Linked DNA regions of Homo sapiens: region 1 is linked to region 2. A link is a loop called in an ENCODE intact Hi-C map of the cell type or tissue named here. Cell type or tissue: Caco-2. All regions are shown on one strand. Each heading gives the region's core, and the rest is flanking DNA. Links, peaks and the distances in the headings are about the cores only.

Evidence for each region. Peaks named below come from ENCODE experiments on the same cell type or tissue, not always from the same donor. Only the 100,000 strongest peaks of a DNase experiment are listed, where the experiment ranks them.
Region 1: it touches region 2 in a loop (2.1-fold over the local background); 3 of 110 quality-filtered maps call a loop at or near these places.

What each region holds. Positions count from the first base shown.
Region 1 is chr14:91,775,311-91,785,503 of GRCh38, reverse strand. TC2N (tandem C2 domains, nuclear) reads left to right here. Exons shown (of 12, transcript NM_001128596.3): 11 at 143-342; 12 at 2,294-5,758. The coding sequence ends at 2,404. Among named protein-coding and RNA genes, the nearest start is that of CATSPERB, 48 kb to the right of the region's middle. In Caco-2, for the core only: no CTCF peak of the experiment used is centred there; no DNase peak of the experiment used is centred there.
Region 2 is chr14:91,831,869-91,841,083 of GRCh38, reverse strand. The region is part of intron 1 of TC2N (tandem C2 domains, nuclear); the gene reads left to right. LOC124903362 (a long non-coding RNA gene) reads right to left here and starts at 990. Exons shown (of 2, transcript XR_007064307.1): 1 at 876-990. In Caco-2, for the core only: no CTCF peak of the experiment used is centred there; a DNase peak (open chromatin) is centred at 4,513; H3K4me3 peaks cover 2,331 bases.

The DNA.
Region 1 (10,193 bases), core at 1-8,000, 54 kb after region 2:
CTCATCAAACATTTAAAAGTGACTTATCTATATTTTTTACAATAAATGTTATATATATATATTCCAACTTGGATGTGTATATACACATCTTTATATGGTATTTTGAATAACATTTTATAAACCAATATTTCTAATTTTTTAGGTTTTTTCGTGAAGGTGGGAATGTTTAGCTCGGGAGAGTTGATTTATAAGAAAAAGACACGCTTACTGAAGGCCTCCAATGGAAGAGTCAAGTGGGGAGAGACTATGATTTTTCCACTTATACAGAGTGAAAAAGAAATTGTTTTTCTCATTAAGCTTTACAGTCGAAGCTCTGTAAGAAGAAAACACTTTGTGGGCCAGGTTAGTAGGAGTTTTTATCCTTCCTTATATTTTTCTATGCATTTAAACAGTCAGTTAACAAAGGGAATACAGGATAATATTAAAGTCAAATAGAGTACAGTTCTTCAGCATCATAAATCAAAATTCAATTGCTACAAAAATCGAAACTTGTCAGACTTTTTGCTTTAATACAAATAGTTGGAATTTCTGAGCAATCAGGTTTATCTTTAAATATGTTTTTTTCTGAGCTTTTTTACTTCAAAAACGATGAGAATTATCAATTTTTCAGTACTACTGACTTGTTCCTTGTGGAAGGAGGGAACATTAAGTATTTAAATCAATTTCTTAAGTCTTCGAGTATCAAATTTATTTTGTTTAATCTTTGATTTAATGTTTAACATGGGCACTTTTTATATTCTCTTACCTGAGTTAGTTTTGAATTCCTAGAACATGTCCATTTTAACAGTGGTTGTGATATTATTTAGTTAATACTACTGTCTGGATTATTTTAAAATCTTGGTACAATTTGTATAAAACAACATAACACTTGTTAACTTGCCAGTCCTCTAGGAACTTGTTTCCTTTCCTTACTCTGAATAGACTAGTGGTAGCTGTCCATTATCTTTTACCTTAATTACGATTGTTTGAACCACATTTAAATTCCAAAATCTATATTATTGGTTTAAAAGCTTCAACTTGACAAGATATTATTAACAGTCTACATGAAATCCTCAAATTATATATGAATTTTCAAACATTGATATCAGCTCCTTGATTTACTTTTTAATATATATTTTTACGTAAAATACTAATTAAAATGTTGTTTTATCATTTATTATTTGGAAAAGAGCTTGAATTTAAGAATTCATATAACCAGCATAATTTTGAAGACCATTAAGCCTTTATGAAGTCAATTCAGTTAAAGTTTTCGTATATCATCGAGCCTCAACTTAACGGTATGAATGGAATAGGAAATTTACTTGAGATGATTTTCATGATAACATTTGTGGTGATTCCATTCTCTTGGCTAAGATTCTAGTTAGAATAATAATTCTGGAAAGGTTCTTGCTGGTCATCTGCTCCGTATGGCTTATCTGGTATAGCCTTAGGAGGAACTATGATGGGGTAGCCAAAGGGGAACTCAAGGTCTTCCACCCCTGTATCAACGAAAGTACTCTAATGTCTGTTTTACATACTGGGATTATTTGTAAGATTTCATTTGAAAGGAAGGTTCTTTAGACCAAGAAAGAAAAGGAAAAAGGTTGAAACCAATGACCTGCTCCAATCTCTTAGAAACTGAATCTCAGAGAAGTTAACTTCAAGGTAAAAGCATTTGTTAGTGCTAGAGGTAAGATGAAAATTCAAGTTTTTTTATTCCTTGTCTTCATAATAATATAATTATTGTGATGTCTTTTGTACAATTTGCATAATACTATGTATACATTCACATGTAGTATTTAAGTTACATAAGTGATGGGTACTATGAAATTACTATTGATCAAGAATGACTATTAGATTTTAATTAAGATTACACTTTATTTCTTGTAAAAGGTGATTTAAAATGCACATTCCTTACCAATCTAATTTGAATCATGATTAGCCTCAGTTTAATTATCCTTACAAAAATATTTTTGAGTGGTTGGGATCAGTTTTAAGTTGAGCTCCTAGATTTGTTGAATAGGAAAGGATACTAATAACTGTTCTAGGGGAAATGATTTTGTAATATTTCACCTTGAATTTTTGAACTGAACCTTATAAACTAGTCTTCAGAATGACTAAGCAGGTTAAATGTTTTAGCATTTAAATGTCAAATAGAGAAATCAATCTGACTTTTGGAAAAAAGAAAGATGTTTAATTTAAAATATGTAAAGCAAACTTCCAAATTTCTTCCATCAGTAAGAGTAACTAACTGTCTGAATGTAGTTATTATTATTGTGTCAAGTTAAATGATTGTACATACTTTCCTTTACAGATTTGGATAAGTGAAGACAGTAATAACATTGAAGCAGTGAACCAGTGGAAAGAGACAGTAATAAATCCAGAAAAGGTTGTTATCAGGTGGCACAAATTAAATCCATCTTGAAGACTTCACACATTAATTTGGTGAAGAACTTGACATTCTTTTAGAAGACTTATGATTTCAATTTGCTACCAATGAGAAGAGGCAAATCAACAAATTTGTCAATTTATGGGGGCTATAATTATGGTATATAATGTATCTGATAGAAAATTTGATAAGAAAATGTAATGAATTTTATCAGATATCCAAAGTAAAGGAAATGTTTTAAAACTGCAACAAGAGACACAGACAGTAAAATCAAAGTATTATTAGGATGACTAAATAAATTATAAAGTCTGTGAGAATATCAACCATAGATAGTTCTTTCTATATTATGTTTTCGCTTTTGTATTTTAAGCTTTACTTAGATATTCAAAACCTGGTATATCAAGTCTCTGTTAGTACTATTGGCATTTAGAAGACTTTACCATTATTTCAGTGCTAGGCATTATTGATTAGGTCTTGGCTCCACTGTTTACCTCTTGCTATGTATTTTCTCCCGGTAAAAATGAATTGAACCATTTCAACTATTTTCTATATTTGGAGAAAGTTTGTGCCCTGTGTTTTATAATTTTTTTACCCATAAGACATCACATTATCCCTTTGTAAGCTACTTATCTCCAAAAAACTTCAGAAATAGAAAACTACATTTTGGCAGGAATAATTGAAAACACCAGAAGGTTGAAGTTTAATTGGAAACCCAGAATATACATACTTTGCTGTTTTCTTCCCTCAAATATTTTACTATTTGTTTTATTTGGAGTTAAAATAAGAGTATCATCCATATGGTCCATCCTAATTCACAGAATTAAATGAGCTTAAATAGAAAATTCAGTATTTTATGATAATCACTTCGTTTTTAGTTTTTAAAATTTAGATTATTCTATAATTTACCGTGTTTGAGTATTTTCTCATTTTTTTCATAACCATACCTGATTATACTGTGTAACAAATATTTTCTATTGCAGTTTTCTTTCCAGTACTTATTAGAACTCAGTATTTGGAAATAATTTCAGCTTAATTGACCATAAGAACTGTGGCCAAAAAGAACAGTTTTTTGGAGAGGCAGATGACATTATACCTGATTTTAGAAAATCTCACTTTATTTTTGCTAATAAGTAGACTAAGTGCTCTGTGTTCTCAGTCTTCCCTTTTTTTCTGCCCCCATTCTTACTTTGTCCCAGGCATGCAGAGAAAGATGGTGATATTTTAGGCCAGGAGTATACCTTGCTATAACCTAAGCATGCCTTCTTTATTCCAGCTCCTATGTTCTGTGTATATCATTAACATTTTCCCAAATAAACACTTAATTCTCTTTTCCCTAGGTGCCATCTCCTCAAGCTACAAAATGTCCACATCTTATATCCCCTTTGCTTCTACTGCTCTGATTTTGTGGTACCAGTACTCTCTGCCACTGAACATTTTGAAATATTTTTGTTTTAGATTTGCAAAAAATGACATATAGGTCAGTACTCACATGGATTTTTAAGATAAATCACCTGTGTGATAATATTTTGAATCTGAGACGAATACAACTTTTAAAAATTGTTTTTAAAAATAGACTTTTTTTTTTAGAGCAGTTGTAGGTTAACAGAAAAATTGAGAGGAAGATAGAGATTTCCTTTCTCCCCTGACAAAGCCCTCAACAGCCTCCCAGGCTATCAGTATCCTGCACCACAATGGTACATTTGTTACAATCAATGAACCTACTCTGAAACATCATTATCATCCAAAGTTCATGGTTTACATTAGAGTCCCCTCTTGGTGTTATACATGCTAGAGGACAAATATATGATGATATGTATGCATCATTATAATATAGTATAGTTTCGCTGCCCTAAACATCCTCTGCAAATGCAACTATTTTAATGGGTACCAAAGAAGTAAATGTATTTACTGGCTTTTAGATAATAAATAACGGGCTTTATTGTTTATTTTAAAAGCTACAATTTGTTTTAGCTGGTTTCTCTGTTCTATTAATGCTTTGAATTTCCAAATTTAATATATGTAGTCATGCATTTAACTTAATATTTAATTATTTGATTTATTTAATTTTCTATATTCTTACAATGTATGTATGATGTATAATTTAAGGGAAAGCTATGACTTCTCAGTTTCTTAGAATCCTAGGTAAATAAAACAATAAAAAGAAAACCCTTACATTTAAAAGAGCTTTCAGGTACAGAAGTATTGATACAACTAAGATCCTAAATGTTTTAATTAGTGTTTACTTAAGCCTTTTTCAGGTGAGGAGGTACTAATGCTGGTTATTTCCTTGAAGCTTTATGTGGACCTATAAATAAAAATCCAATCTCCTGCTAATAGGTATGCATATTGTGAGAAAAACGTTAGGAGCTGGTAGTAAAAAATGAGATTCTATGCCAAAATAACTTCTCTTCATATTTGCCTAGGCATTTCTTGACCTTTACCCACTTACGCAAGGAGAAGGAAATCATAATGATGTCATGTGATCAAAGGAAACCATGGAAGGGTTCACGCTGATAGCTGATAGCTTTTACAGTGCTCATTCCTAACAGTGGATTTACTTGTAAGCTTTCAGATCAACACAAATAGCTGCAGCCTGGGTTAAAATATAACATCACTATTTGGCTTTTGTTTTGCATGATTTTTAAAAGCAGTACTCCTAGGGAAATGGCCTCTGAAGTATATCAGTTTCATCTCTTACCAAGACTGTTAAGAAGAAACTAGTGGGATTTTGAACAAGTTATATAATTGTGGTCTGAAAAGACCCTAAACTGAAGTTCTGTTTAAATATAGTTACATGAATTTCTCTGATACTAATGTACTCAACAGCCAGGTATAAACTATATCTCCTAGTAACATTTTCCATTTTTGTTTAATCAAATACTTGCTTATGAAGGATTTCAGAAATTTGTAATAAATGTCAGCTTTTGATAGCATAGCAGTAATTGACATTTCAAAAATATATATTTCTTTCTGTGTTTGGTTGGGTGTAATGAGGAAAATACCTGATAAAATGTCTGAAGACACTTTCTAATGTTATCTTGGTGCATAAGCTGTAATTTTTATTCAAAATTAAATTTCAAATGTTTGCAGTTTTGGCTAAAACATTGAGTTGAAAGAATTATGAAAAGTGGGCCCATATGAAGTACCATGTTCATTTTGAAATATAGATTTAAGATTTAGAAATATATTAAAAGAGTTAATGGAGCCTCCTAAATTGGATTTTATTTTGTGGGTGAAGAATTGTAGGAAGATGAATGTGGCCTACAGTTTTAGTAATCTCCTAGTGGAGTTTTTTTTAACTTAGTACTTTTTTAGTTTTAAGTTTTTTAATCTATAAAAAATGTGATTTCTATAAACCATGATTACAATAAATAATTATATTAAACTGTAGGACTCTCATAATGGCAGTAGATGTCTAGAAAGAAAGTTCTGGGCTGGGGTACGATGGCTCATGCCTGTAATCCCAGCACTTTGGGAGACCGAGGCGGGCGGATCACAAGGTCAGGAGATGGAGACCATCCTGGCTAACACAGTGAAACCCCGTTCTCTACTAAAAATACAAAAAATTAGCCAGGCGTGGTGGTGGGTGCCTGTAGTCCCAGCTACTTGGGAGGCTGATGCAGGAGAATGGTATGAACCCAGGAGGAGGAGCTTGCAGTGAGTCGAGATCGCGCCACTGCACTCCAGCCTGGGTGACAGAGCGAGACTCTTGTCTCAAAAAAAAAAAAAAAGTTTTGTATGTCTTCTGAAACAATAGAAAGCTATCTGATTCTATGTTAAACTAAATCACCAAATGAGAATATGACTTTTAAATGGTGATGATGTTTATTCAGTATTGATCTTCATATTCTATGCTGTGGGATTTGTTTCTGGGTCATCCTTTTTTTTTTTTGTGAGATGGAGTCTCACTCTGTCGCCCAGGCTGGAGTGCGGTGGCACAATGTTGTCTCACTGCAACCTCCCTCTCCCAGGTTAAAGCGATTCTCATGCCTCAGCCTCCTGAGTAGCTGGGATTACAGGCACCCACCACCATGCCCGGCTAATTTTTTTGTATTTTTTTTTAAGTAGAGACAGGATTTTGCCATGTTTGCCAGGTTGGCCTTGAACTCCTGACCTCAGGTGATCCACCTGCCTCGACCTCCCAAAGTGCTTGGATTACAGGTGCAAGCCACTGTGCTGCCTTTAGTTTCTGAGGCAGTAGGATGATAAAAATGTCTGCCCTTCAGGATAGGATACTTATTTTAGCAGAAATAAATTTGGTTAACTGTGGTTTAAAATTGTCTTTTAATTTCTGAGTCTTTCATCTTTCTTGATTATATAATGTATGAAGTCAATCTCGAAACCACATTTTTAAATGGGCCATTTTATATGATATATTTAATAACTAAATGCAAAAAAAATCTAGTACTTCACACAAAGAACCATGCTTAGTGCTTTCAGGGATACAAGAATGAATAAGCCATTGTTTACACTGAGATTTTATATTTAGGTAGGTAAATGAAATAATATAAAGCAAGATTCTAGTAGAAAGCAGGTTTTAAGGTATGAACAAAATGCTTTAGAGGCTCAAATAAAGAAAGAATTTAATGCAGCGGAAGGAATTAGGAAAGGTTTGGTAGGTCCCTGACCTGAAACACACAAAACCAAGCACTGCTGTTCATGATCACTGACTCTGCCTCCCTAGCCATCCTACTTCATTTGTGTTGTCAGCTGACTCACTGTGAAAAACAGTTTATACATTCTTTCACTCTTTTCTAACCTTTAGCCTGCCTGCTGCTTTCTTTGCTCTTAGTAGAAGACCTTATGTCATGATTCGCAAAGAAAATAATGTCAGGTTTTCCTCCAACTTCCTACCACCATATCCACAAACTTGTTTTTACCCATATACATCCTTTCCCCCATTATGTTGGAAAGCCAGTCCTTCCTCATGACTTCTGAACCCAGTCCTCTCCGCATTCTCTGGGATTTCGTTCCATTTATTATGCCCATTTTCTCCTATTTTTGAACCATTCCCACTCACTCTACTGGATTCTTTGTTTCATCTTTGAAACCTCTGGTGTGTGGCTGTATCAAAATTGGTTGGTGATGTGTTTGATGCAAAGAACCCTACGGATACAGTTTTGGGGGTTAGGTTTTTGTATTGATGAAGGAACCCGTGTAAACACCGATGGACTGAATGTTTATGTTCCCCCAAAATTCATATGTTGAAATGCTAACCCCAAAGATGATAGTATTAGGAGGTGGGACCTTTGGGAAAAGATTAGGTCGTTAAGGCATTGGTAATTAGGCTGTTAAGGGATTAGTGCCTTTATAAAAAAGACCCAAAGAAATCCCTTGCCCCTTCTACCAGCTAAGGTTACAGTGAACAGATGACTTTCTATGAGGAAGCAAGCCTTTACCCAAAACCAAATCTGCCGGCATCTTGATATTAGACTTCCCAACCTCCAGAACTGTGAGGAATAAATGTTCATTGTAAGCTACCTAGTTTATGGTATTTTGTTATATCAGCCTGAATGGACTAAGAAACGTTACATAAAGCAGGAGCCAATGCAGCATGCTCCCCATAGAGGTGTGTCTTCCGAGGTCCCCAAAGCTTTCCCTGGGTTGGACTGCTACGGGTGAGTCTATGCATAGCCAGTGAAGATTCTCAGCACCAGAAGCTCTTTTCATTCTCACAGGAGTTTCTTTCCTCACTTTCCTTCTTCCACCCGACTGTTCCCAAGCATAGCCTTCATGTCTGCTTGCTCAACAAGTGTTAGTAATTGGTAGTCTACAATCCCAACAAATTCTTGAGTAATTATTAGAATTTAAGTGTAACTAACTCAATGAATAGGAAGGTTGGTTTCTCAGCATAGCATCCGTTAGGTCACCTTTCTCTGTGGTTTCTTTCTTAAAAAAATATTCCTAGACTTCCTCTCCTGTTCTAGATTCTGCCTTATCTGTTCTCCTCTTTATAGATAATTTCTAACCGCTCTGTCCTTAGTCCATTCTCTTCAATCTTCCATCCTCACCACTCCACCAAAGTTCATGTTAAAGTCTTAATAAATGCTTTTCAGCTATTTTTTTTCCTTTATTCTCATCAACTTTCTTAACAATAGCTTTCTCTCTCTCTCTTTCTCTCTCTGTCTCTCCCTGCCTCTCTCCTTGAAACCGTCTCTTCCTCTGGCTTTCATGTCATTATGCTCTGCTTATTTTTTTAACAACCTTCCTAGTCTGTTCTTCTCTGTTCGGCTCATCTTCATGCACCTGACTTTAAAAAGTAGAAGTTCTTTAGGACTCAGTCATAGGCCACCTTTTCTTGTCATTCCACACTGTTTTCCAGGGCAACGTCATCTATTTCCATGGCTTGAAATGCTATCTACTGTCTAATTTACATCTCTACCCAAATCTTGCTATGAGTTCCACTGTCATATAGCTAATGTGGACATCTTTTCTTAAACGTGTTCTAAATCAAACTTTTGATTTCCCATTCCTACCACAAGTGTGATCTTCACTTTTCCCCATCTGAGTAAAAGGCACTGTCATCCACCTAGTTGGTCATCCCAGAAACCTATTCATTGAGTTAATTACACTTAAATTCTAATAATTATTTAGAAATTTGTTGGAATCATTTTCTACCAGTTACTAACACATGTAAATGGAAAAACTATTTCTCTTTCTGTATTCTGGTTGTGCTGGGGGGGGGGGGGGAAATTAAAACAAGAAAAGCTGTTTCTTTATTCTTACAATACTTCTGACACCAAATGTGTGGGCTTTTCCCACCAAGCAATTCTTTAATTCCCTGTGGACACCAACTGGGTGTTGTATAATTTACCTTAATTCCAACACTACCCAGAGTTAGCACAGACCCCACAAATTAAGGGCCCAGTTCCACAGACTGCCCCCCACTTCCTATGCCAATCATAAGTGGCAGGTCTCCAGGCTGCCCACAACTTTGGTCTTACTTGACTACAAATTGGAGCTTCTCATGACACCTCAGGTTTGATAATTTGCTAAAATTGTTCACAGAACTCAGGGAAACAGTTTATGTACATATGTCAGTTTTTTATAAAGGATTCAAATCAGGAACAGCCAAATGGAAGAGATGCATGGGGCAAGCCAGTGGGGAGGGATGTGGAAGTTCCCTGCCCACTCGGGGAGTGCCACCTTGCAGGCTCTTCGATATGCTTACCAACAATAAGCCCTCTGGACTTCAGTTAAGATTTTTATGAAGATGTCATTACATAGGCATGGTTGATTAAGTCATTAGCCATTGGTGGTTGAACTCAGTCTCTACCCACTCTCTCCTCCCCAGAGGTTGAGGGGGCTTGGGAGATGGACCTGAAAATTCCAACCCTCTTAACTATATTTTTGTTTTCCTGGCAACAAGACCCTCATTCTTGACGGCTTTCCAAAAGTCACCTCATTAACATAAACTGGGGTGTGTTTGAAAGGGGCTTGTTAGGAATGACACAAGATGCTACTTTCACCTTCATCGCTCTGGAGCTATTTCAGGAGCCAGGGACAAAAACCAAATATAAGAAAAGATGCCTCATCACACTTATTGCTTAGGAAATTCCAAGGGTCTTAGGTGTGTTGATGGTACAGTGGTGAGCATAGCTGCCTTCTAAGGGTTTTAGGAGCTCTGTGCCAGGAGTCAACGACAAAGACCAAATCTATGTTATATCAATATCACACCTTGGAACTCTTCTCTTATCTCCCATACTCAAGTCACCCTGTTCAGAAATATATATATCCTAAATAGATCTTGAATGCACCCACTTCTCCATCTCCACTTCAACTTCTCTAATCAAAGGCAAAATCATATCCCACCTGTAGTACTGTA
Region 2 (9,215 bases), core at 1,216-9,215:
CCTTTGACCCCACTGGTGCTATTGCCTCCTGCTCTAGGTGCTGAATATTTCTCATTTACACCTCTAATACAACTGTGTCAGCCTTTTAGTGCTATGAAGTTTCATTGATTATTGGGGTTTGGAGGAGGCAGATGGGTGTTTTGAGGAAGGGCTTTGTGGGAGGGCACTGAGAAATGAGACTCTCATGATTAGTTCTCCTGGTGGAGCATCTGTGACCACCCATTATCCCATTGTTACCTTAGTTTAGTGGGTAACAGTTATCCAGGTAAGATGATGAGGGAGGGAAAGAAAAAAGAAAAAAGCAACTCTTCTCACTACAAATAGTTCCTAGCTTATTCAACTATGTATCCTGTGGATTAATGGACAAATTCCTTAGTAAGCTATTCAAGACCTTTTGGAGCCTAGCCTTTTTATTTTTCTCTTTTCCTGAATATATACTAGACTTTGAGTAACACTGGATCTCCTGAAGCCCACTCAGGGAAACCCTTCAAAGTGCATGAAAGAGACAGAGAAGTGCAGATAAAGATGATGAAGAAGGCATAATGGTGACTCTGTGCTTGTTTTCAGGTCAAGATGTCAGCATTCTGATAAGGTGGCCATCTGAGAGACAGAAAGCTATGTATCCATAAAGATTTTTCTTTATCTACTTGGGACAAACTTAAAGTTTCTATGACCTTAATAAGCTCTTTGATAAATTTTCATGTTCTATGTCTCCCATAGAATGCCTACAGCATGAGAAACATTTTTTTGGTATGTTTAATGTAATCTATATGTCATCATTCATGACAGTGCCTATCAGAGTAAGTAAATCCAGGTGTTAGAAAAAAACCCCAAATATTAGTGGTTTAACACAATAAAATATATTTTTCACTCACATCACCATCCAATCAAAGTTAGTGGGCAGTGGAGAGAGCTTTGTTCTATGAAGCCAATCAAGGACCCAGACATTTCTCCCATCTTGTCGTATTGTGAGCTTTAGCAATGGTTAGCATGGTTTAGTCCAAGGTTGTCATGGAATGGAAAGAGGGAGACAGTGGGGTGAAGGCTCACCTGTTCTTAGTTGCCTAGATGCAGAAGTGAAACTCTATTTCTGCTCAAATTCCATTGGTCAGAACTGGCCACATGACCTTACCTAGATGCAAGGGGAGTGGCTAGGCAAAGCAGTTTAGCTTCATGCCCAGGGAGAGGAATTGAGGTTTGGTGAGCATCCATGACACTTTTGAAATGTCACTTCCTCTCTGAAGCAAGTGCCTAGTACTGCACCTGTTACATGGCAGGCACTCAGAAATATTTTTTGAACAAATACATGAAATGAATGAATATGTATAGGCTTCTGCTGTTATGTTCTAAGGCAGAAAATGGGAAGGAAATAATTTTGAGAGAAGCAAAAATCTGTCTGGTACCCCCAATGTATTCATGACCATTTATTTGTAAAATTATTTCACAAGCACTCTAGGAATTTATACTCTTTGAAAGCTGTTTTCATTTATTCAACAAACTGTTGAGTGCCTTCTATATCAAGTGCTATGCTGTGTGCTCAGGAAATAGAGGTGGAAGTCATCATTCCTGCCCATTGGTAACTCACTTGGAATGCATCTAGAGGGAAGTGGGAAAAGAAGCCAGTAATCACAGCTATGATGTAGGCACCATGATAGAGATACAGATGGATTGTGGTGGTTATGCTGGGAAATGGCACCTAATTGAGTCAGGAATGGGTGTTGTGGGGTTTCATTGTCTAGAAGAGGTGGTATCTTGGTTGGATGAACATGAGTTTGCTAGTTGATACCTGTAAGAGAAGGGTAGAGGGAATGGTGTGTGCAAATTCGACAGTTTATGGAACTGCAATTCCTTCAGTAGGTCAAAAAGGTGTGATGGAAATACTGGGAGATAAGGCTGGAGAGGTAGGCTTGGGCTGAGTCACAAAGCACTTCTAAACTGCATTAAATAAAGAATGAATAGGGGTTTAGAGTAGGAATTATGCGATTTGTCTCTATCAAATGAAAGAATTGATACACACAGTAATATCTAAGCAGCCACGTTATCCATATTGACCAGTCTATTTTTCTCCTTAGATCGGCCTCAAATAATATAAAATTGCTAAATTAAAAAATAAACAAAAACCCGTTCATAGTATTTTGAGGACGATCCTTTTGTGGGAAGAGATTAGAAATAAGAGCACAAAGAAAGGTGTACAATATCCTCCATTCAAGTAGCCTTGCCTCAGATAGAACAGGAAGGAGGCCCATTTCAAGGAAAACAAAGGAATTGGCTTCATGATTTTACAAGAACTGTATCTGTCAATAGAGAGGATTCTTCTAGGAAAATGTTTTAAGATGGACTAGGGAAGAAAACTAGGAACAATTAGGGGAGCTCCTGCTCTTGGTACTTCTGCATCAGTGAAGAGTTTGTTAAAGTTGTTCATTTAAGGAACCAAGCATCAGCTCACTTCAATTAGTAGTTATTGAGCATTCATTCCTCCTTCATTCATTCAGCACATTTCAATGACACTTTTGTGCCCTGCACTAAGTCAGGTGCTGCAAGGAAGTAAAAGTTATGGTCTTGCCCTTGAGAAGATTCAACTAACACATGAATCTAGTGATTTCTAACCAAGGATGTGCTCTCCTTAGGTATCAAGGGAAGCTGGGCACTGTGGCTCATGCCTGTAATTCCAGCACTTTGGGAGGCTGAGGCATGAGGATTGCTTGAAGCCAGGAGTTTCAGACCAGCCTGGACAGCAAAGCATGACCCTGTCTCTATAAAAAAATTTAAAAATTTAGCCAGGCGTGGTGGTATGTGCCTGTAGTCCCAGCACACTTGGGAGGCTGAGGTGGGAGGATGGCTGGAGCCCAGGAGTTTGAGACAGCAGTGAGCTATGATTGTGCCACTGCAATCCAGTCTGGGCAACAGTGAGAGCCTGCCCAAAAAAAAAAAAAAAAAGGAACAAATGAGAGAGAGACAGAATGAATATTAGTCTAAAACGCCTTGGAGTTCAAAGTTCAGATTCAAATCTTGACTGTATGTTTGGGCAACCACTAACTGGTTGTCTGACCTTTAAATATTTTCAACTGCAAAATGAAGATAATAACAGCTACATTGCAATTTCCAGGATTAAATGAGATGACTCATGAAAGTTTTGTGTGAACAGTGCACAACTTTGCAAACATTTGTGATACATTATTAAATGTGAACGTACTAGGAGTTGAAAGCAGTGGTTTTCAAAGTGTTTGTTGAAACACTAATGCCCAAGATTGGAAACAGGCCTTTCTCAAGAAAAGAGTTCTATGGTCAAACACATTTGGGAGATGCAGGATCAAAGAAAGTAAAACATGGTTCTTATGCCTGTAAAATGCTAGTATGCATTGTGAATCTCAAGGAAAACAAATATTTTGTGTCTCTCTCCCCCACATTAATGTGATCTGGTGATCTACCCCTACTCCCACTGCAGCATCTCTAGGACCTTGAGATGGACAGAACTCACTCTGGGAAAGACTGCTCTCCAGAAGGAAAAGTATGAACCTTTCTTTCAATTTTACAGTCCCACCACCCAGGCTGGCACCGTGGCTCAATGCTTGTAATCCCAGCACTTTGGGAGGTGGAGCACTTTGGGAGGCAGAGGTGGGAGGATCACGTGAGTCCAGGAGTTCAAGACTAGCCTGGGCCATATAATAAGACTTCATCTCTACAAAAAATTAAAAAATTAGCCTGGCATGCTGGCTCGCGCCTGTATTCCCAGCTACTTGGCGGAGGGGCTGAGGTGGGAGGATCACTTCAGCCCCGAAGGTCGAGGCTGCACTGAGCCACGGGCGCACCGCTACACTCCAGCCTGGGCGACAGAACCTCTGTCAAAACAAAACAAACAAAAAATGCTAAGCCATTCTTCATCAGACAGTCTAGGAAACTCATTTCCAAGCAGTGTTGAGATTTCCACCAAGGAAGCCCAGAGAAAAGGGCCAGGCCCCCCGCTTTACCAGGGTTAGAGGGGATCCCTCATAGAATCGGGGGTGTGAGGTGCTGTGGTGGATACATTTAATATTCTTTCCAAGACACCCATTGATGGCAAGGCAGTAGCAGATAGCAACAAAAGCAGAGAGCAGGGCTGATCCTCAAAGACTTTATAGACTTTTTATAAAAACTCTAAAAGTCAAGTAACAACATGACTACTCCGCTTCTAAGTAAAGTGTGCATAAACATCGCCAGAAAGACTGCCCCTGCCTCCCCAAGTCAGAGAAGTTTCCTCAGGCCAATAGCTTCCCCTCTCTTCCCCCTCCTACCGCTTGTCTCCCTTCTTCTCCCAAAACACACCCCACACCTGGCGGCATTTTACACCTTCCCAGGAAGGGGCTGCCAAGCGCGGAGTCGCGGAGGACGCAGGCGCAGCGCGGCTCAGGTACGCGGGAGGCCCCGCCCCTCCGCGCCCAGCCCTTCTGCGCCACTCCACTCCCCGCCCTGCCCCGCCCTGCCTCGCCCCTCCCCGCCTTGCCTCGCCCCTCCCCGCCTTGCCTCGCCTCGCCCCTTAGCGCCCGTCCCGAGGGGCGGGGCGGCCCTGGTGGGTGGTGTGGGAGTGGGTACGGGGAGGGAAGTGGAGGGGAGGGGGTAAGTGATAGGGTAGGGGAGGCCCTGGGAAAGGCAGGACCTCGAGGCGCGGCCGCGCGAGGTGACCGGAGTCACAGTTCCCGCAGGCGGCGACAGCAGAGCGCCCACTGCCTCCAGCAGGTAACCGGCCGCGGCCGCGCGGCGCCGGCCCAGCGCGGGCGTGGGACGTGGAGACCCGGAGGAGGGCGGCGGGACCCGGGCGGGGAAAGGCGCGGCGTGGCTTGGCTCAGGTGCGCTTCTCCCACCTGGCAGCTCGCTCAGGGCTGTGGGGGGTGCCTGTGAGGGCGGCCCCGCCTTGCGGGCTGGAGGTGAGTGTCAGTTCTGTCTCTTTTGTCTTTAACTTTCTTTAAAATGGGGCCGTGGTGGGGCCCAGGGGCTGTTCCCACGTCTCCTCAGCGACGCCTGTGTCGCGGGGGCCTGAGAGAGCTTTAGGCCCCGCGACAGCTGGAAGCGCGGTGGTCTGGAGGGCACCAGGGGTGGGCGACGGGGCGAGGCTAGGTCCCCGCTGGCCAGGTGGGCGGCTCTGCCTAGGGGGACCCGTGACCGGGGACGGTGGAGACCCCAGCCCAGGCGGGGACGGCCGCGCGCCGGGCGCCCGGCTCCCTGCTCCGTGCTCGGGCTTCCGACGGCGCGTCCAGGTGGTTTCTGGGCTCTGGGGAAAGAGAAGCGAATTTCCTTTCCCTGGCGGGGTCTGATGAGAAGAGCTTCGCAGAGGGTTTTTACCTGTGATGTTTCTGAAACTTTGTGAAGTGGCGAAAGGGTGTTAAAAGTGTCCCTTTACTGTGGTGTTTGCAAACCACAATCTACCCAGCTAGGTTTTAGATTTGACTTCTATTTCTTCCAGGTTTTCCTTTGCTATGGTTTTCTTTAGAGGAAGATACTGTGGATGAACTGTGGGCTATAGTGCACACCGATAGACATCTGGGTATAGACAAGATAGATGCCAAGCCAAAACCATTGATTTCTTTAGAACATTTAAAATACAGCATATAAAAGGATTGCTTTTGTAATTGAAATATTATTCTAGTTCTCCCTTTAGGTAGGCAGTTAATAGAAATTTGTTTTCCCTGATTAATATTGTAGAACATAGCCTGGAAAATATTGAGAATTAGCAACAACAACAAAATCCATTTACCAGTTTCATATTTTGATGTGTAACTTCAGCATGGTTAAAAATTGCTTTTTCTGGAAGGAGGGAGTAATGTTGCTTGCCTTTGAGAGCTGGGATATTTGCTTTTTATCATCTCTTTTGTATTTTGTAATTTTTGCTAATGAATATGAGTTACCTTCATAACTGAGGAAGAGGCCATAATACAAATTTATTCTTTGTTTAACCCTTCATGAAAAATTTAAGTATATCTTGTATTTTATTGACTTCATATGAATTATAATTGTGCATTTACGAATAAAACTAATATTGAGAGATTAATTCAGGTGGAGAGAAAATGAGTTTGAGATTCTGGCGGGACATCTGGCATAGCTGTCTAGTGGATATATACCAATAGATATATTGGTATCAGGTTTTCTGAAGTCAAGATCAGACTTACAAATGTTGGAAGCAGCAGTGGATTTGTGGTGGTTAATCCTGTAAGGGTGTAAGAAATCATTCAAGTAAGTATAGTGTAAGAAGAGGGCAAGACCAAGGATGGGGAACACCAGCATTAAGCGATGGGTAGAGACAGCCAAGGAGTCTGAGGAAGAGCATCAGGAAAGGAGGAAATCTAGGGGGCAGTGGTCTCATAGAAGCCAGGAGAGGAGAGTTTTAACAAGGAGAGAAGTCTATCTGGGAGTCAAGAACTGATTACGTGCCTATTGTCTTTGGAAGTTAGGATGGGGGCTTTAACCTCAGCAGACATAATTTAAGTACAGTGTAAGGGTAGAAGCCAAGTTTGAATGAATCTGAGGAGAGAATAGTGATTCTGCACTCACAAGTAAATGTGAGTTTAGAATCCGTATTTTGAGAAACAAAGGTTAGAAGGAGAGGCGATCCATTGATTAGGGAGATGATTAAAAAAAGAAAAGAAAAGAAAAAAGAGAAATAAGGATGATAGACTACCTTTGTGTTATCCATAATAATTACAAATTTTAAAAACGAAGTGCATCATTTCATAACATTGTTCCTCTCTCATGGTTAAGTAGCAGAAGCTGAGAGCAAGAAGCTGAGCATGTTGAAAAGAACTATTCGTGGTAAAGTAGTTATGCCCCGCCCCATCCAAATTATGAACACAATTTTAGTGGTGTTTTGTTTGGTGTATTGAGTTCAGGTGTTATAGTGTTTAAGTCACACATATAAACTGTGTTGGACTCTATTTTACCTGAGTTCCAATATGTTGATGTTCTCAACTTGCTTTTAAGTTATGCGGTTCTTTTACGTATGTCCCAATGGTTCTTCTAAAAATCTTATGTAGAAATCAGGTGTTGGGACTAAAGCAGAATCTGTGAGGCATACATCATTTAGGGCCTTTGCTTCAATTATTATTATGCATTCAGGGGAAAAAGCTCTTAGATTAAAATTTCTGTATAATGAGTTTCACTTCAGTCTTCGTTGAAAGTTTGATTTTTTTTTGTTGCTCAAGAGTTCAGACAAATCATTTTATGAGTATTTTCCTTAGGAATATGAAAAGAATAGTTAAAATGGAAAAGGCTGGCAACCAAGTGTTGATGAGGATGTGGAGCAACTGGAAGTCTCATAATCTGCTGGTGGAAGTGTAAATTGGTGTAGTCATTTTGGAAAACTTTTTGGCATTGTCTGCGAAAGTAAAACATATGCATAAGCTATGCCCAAACATATACCCAATAAAATTCTAGAAAATGCAAACTAATGTGATGGAAAAACACATCAGTGGTTACTTGGGGGTAGGGGAAAGAGAAAGTAAGGAGGGATGGATCCAAAAGGAGTATGAGGAAACTTTAGGGGATGATGGATATATTCATTTTCTTGATGAGATGATGCTTCTACCAATGTGTGTGTATGTATTTATATGTATGTATGTCACTCATTTAATTATACATTTTAAATATGTGAAATTTACTGTAGGTAAATTATACCTCAGTAAAGCTTTAAAACAGATTAAATAAAAATAAAGAATAGAAGAAAGGCACATCATTTAAGTATATTTACCTCCTTCAAATACTATAGTTATTTCAGGGTAATATAATTATGGATAATTTTTATTTTATTCATATAGTTTTCTGAATTTTTAATGTTTTGTACCACAACCATGTATTTATTTACTTCTTAAATGAGAAATTATTTCATATGTGCAAAATAGTACTTTTGACACATCTACAGATTCAGAGAATACAAATAAAATAAATAGCCCCGTGCCTATGTATTGCTTAAGAAATATACATAACCAACATTTTTTGAAGCCAACCTGTGTATTCTCCCTGATTATATCTTTTTCTTTCCACTCTCCTTGATTCTCTATATGGTTTTACCACATGTCTATGCATTCCAAACACTGTGTTGTTTAGTCTACTTTGGAACTCTGTATAAATGATATTCTACTATGTGAATCCTATGGCTTTGCTTTTGCACATTCTGTGAGATTCCTTCATGCTGATGTGTTGTAGTTTGTTCACTTTTTATTGCCGCGCATAATTTCATTGTGTGACTTTACCATTCTTTATCCATTATCCTGCGGATGGATATTTAGGATGTTTTCAGTCTTTTTTTTTATTTTTTTGCTTTTAAATTTAATTTTTACTTTTTTCCATTAAAATCTGTTTTTAAGTGACCCTTCTAACTCATGTCTCTTTGTGTTCATGGTTTTAAAAACCTTCAGTTTTGCTGGAAAACACCGGATTGTTTTATAAAGTGGCTGTACCAGTTTATAGCCTCACAAGCGGGATGTAAGTGTTCATTTTGTTCCCTTTTTCAGCAACATGTAAGACACTTCTACATTCGTAATTACCTGAATTTTTTTTCTTTTAGACAATCGGGTGAGAAATGGTATCCCATTGGGGGTTTAATTTAAATTTCCTTAATTACTGATGATGTTGAACCTTTCATTGTTTATGTTTTGTGGGTGTTTATGTCTTTGGCCATTTTTTTGTTGTTGTTTTTTTACTTTAAAACATAGATTTTTTTTTTTTTTGAGACGGAGTTTTGCTCTTATTGCCCATGCTGGAGTGCAATGGCATGATCCTGGCTCACTGCAACTTCTGCCTCCCGGGTTCAAGCGATTCTCCTGTCTCAGCCTCCTGAGTAGCTGGGATTATAGGTGCATGCCGCCATGCCTGGCTAATTTTTTGTATTTTTAGTAGAGACGGGTTTTTACCATGTTGGCCAGGCTGGTCTCGAACTCCTGACCTCAGGTGATCCACCTGCCTCAGTCTCCCAAAGTGCTGGGATTAACAGGCATGAGCCATTGCACTCGGTCTAAAAATGGATTTCTGTAATAGAAGCTCTTTATATATTCTGGATGTGAATCCCTTGTCAGTTATGCACGTGGCACATTTCTTTTTCTCCAAGTGAGCAGCCTGTCTTTTACTTTCTTTATAGTGTCTTTTGATTAACACGTTTTATATATAGTTGAATATAGTTGACTCTGTCAACTTTTTGTTTTATGGTTTGTGCTTTTGGCATCTTGTTTAACAAATCTTTACCTTCCCTGAGA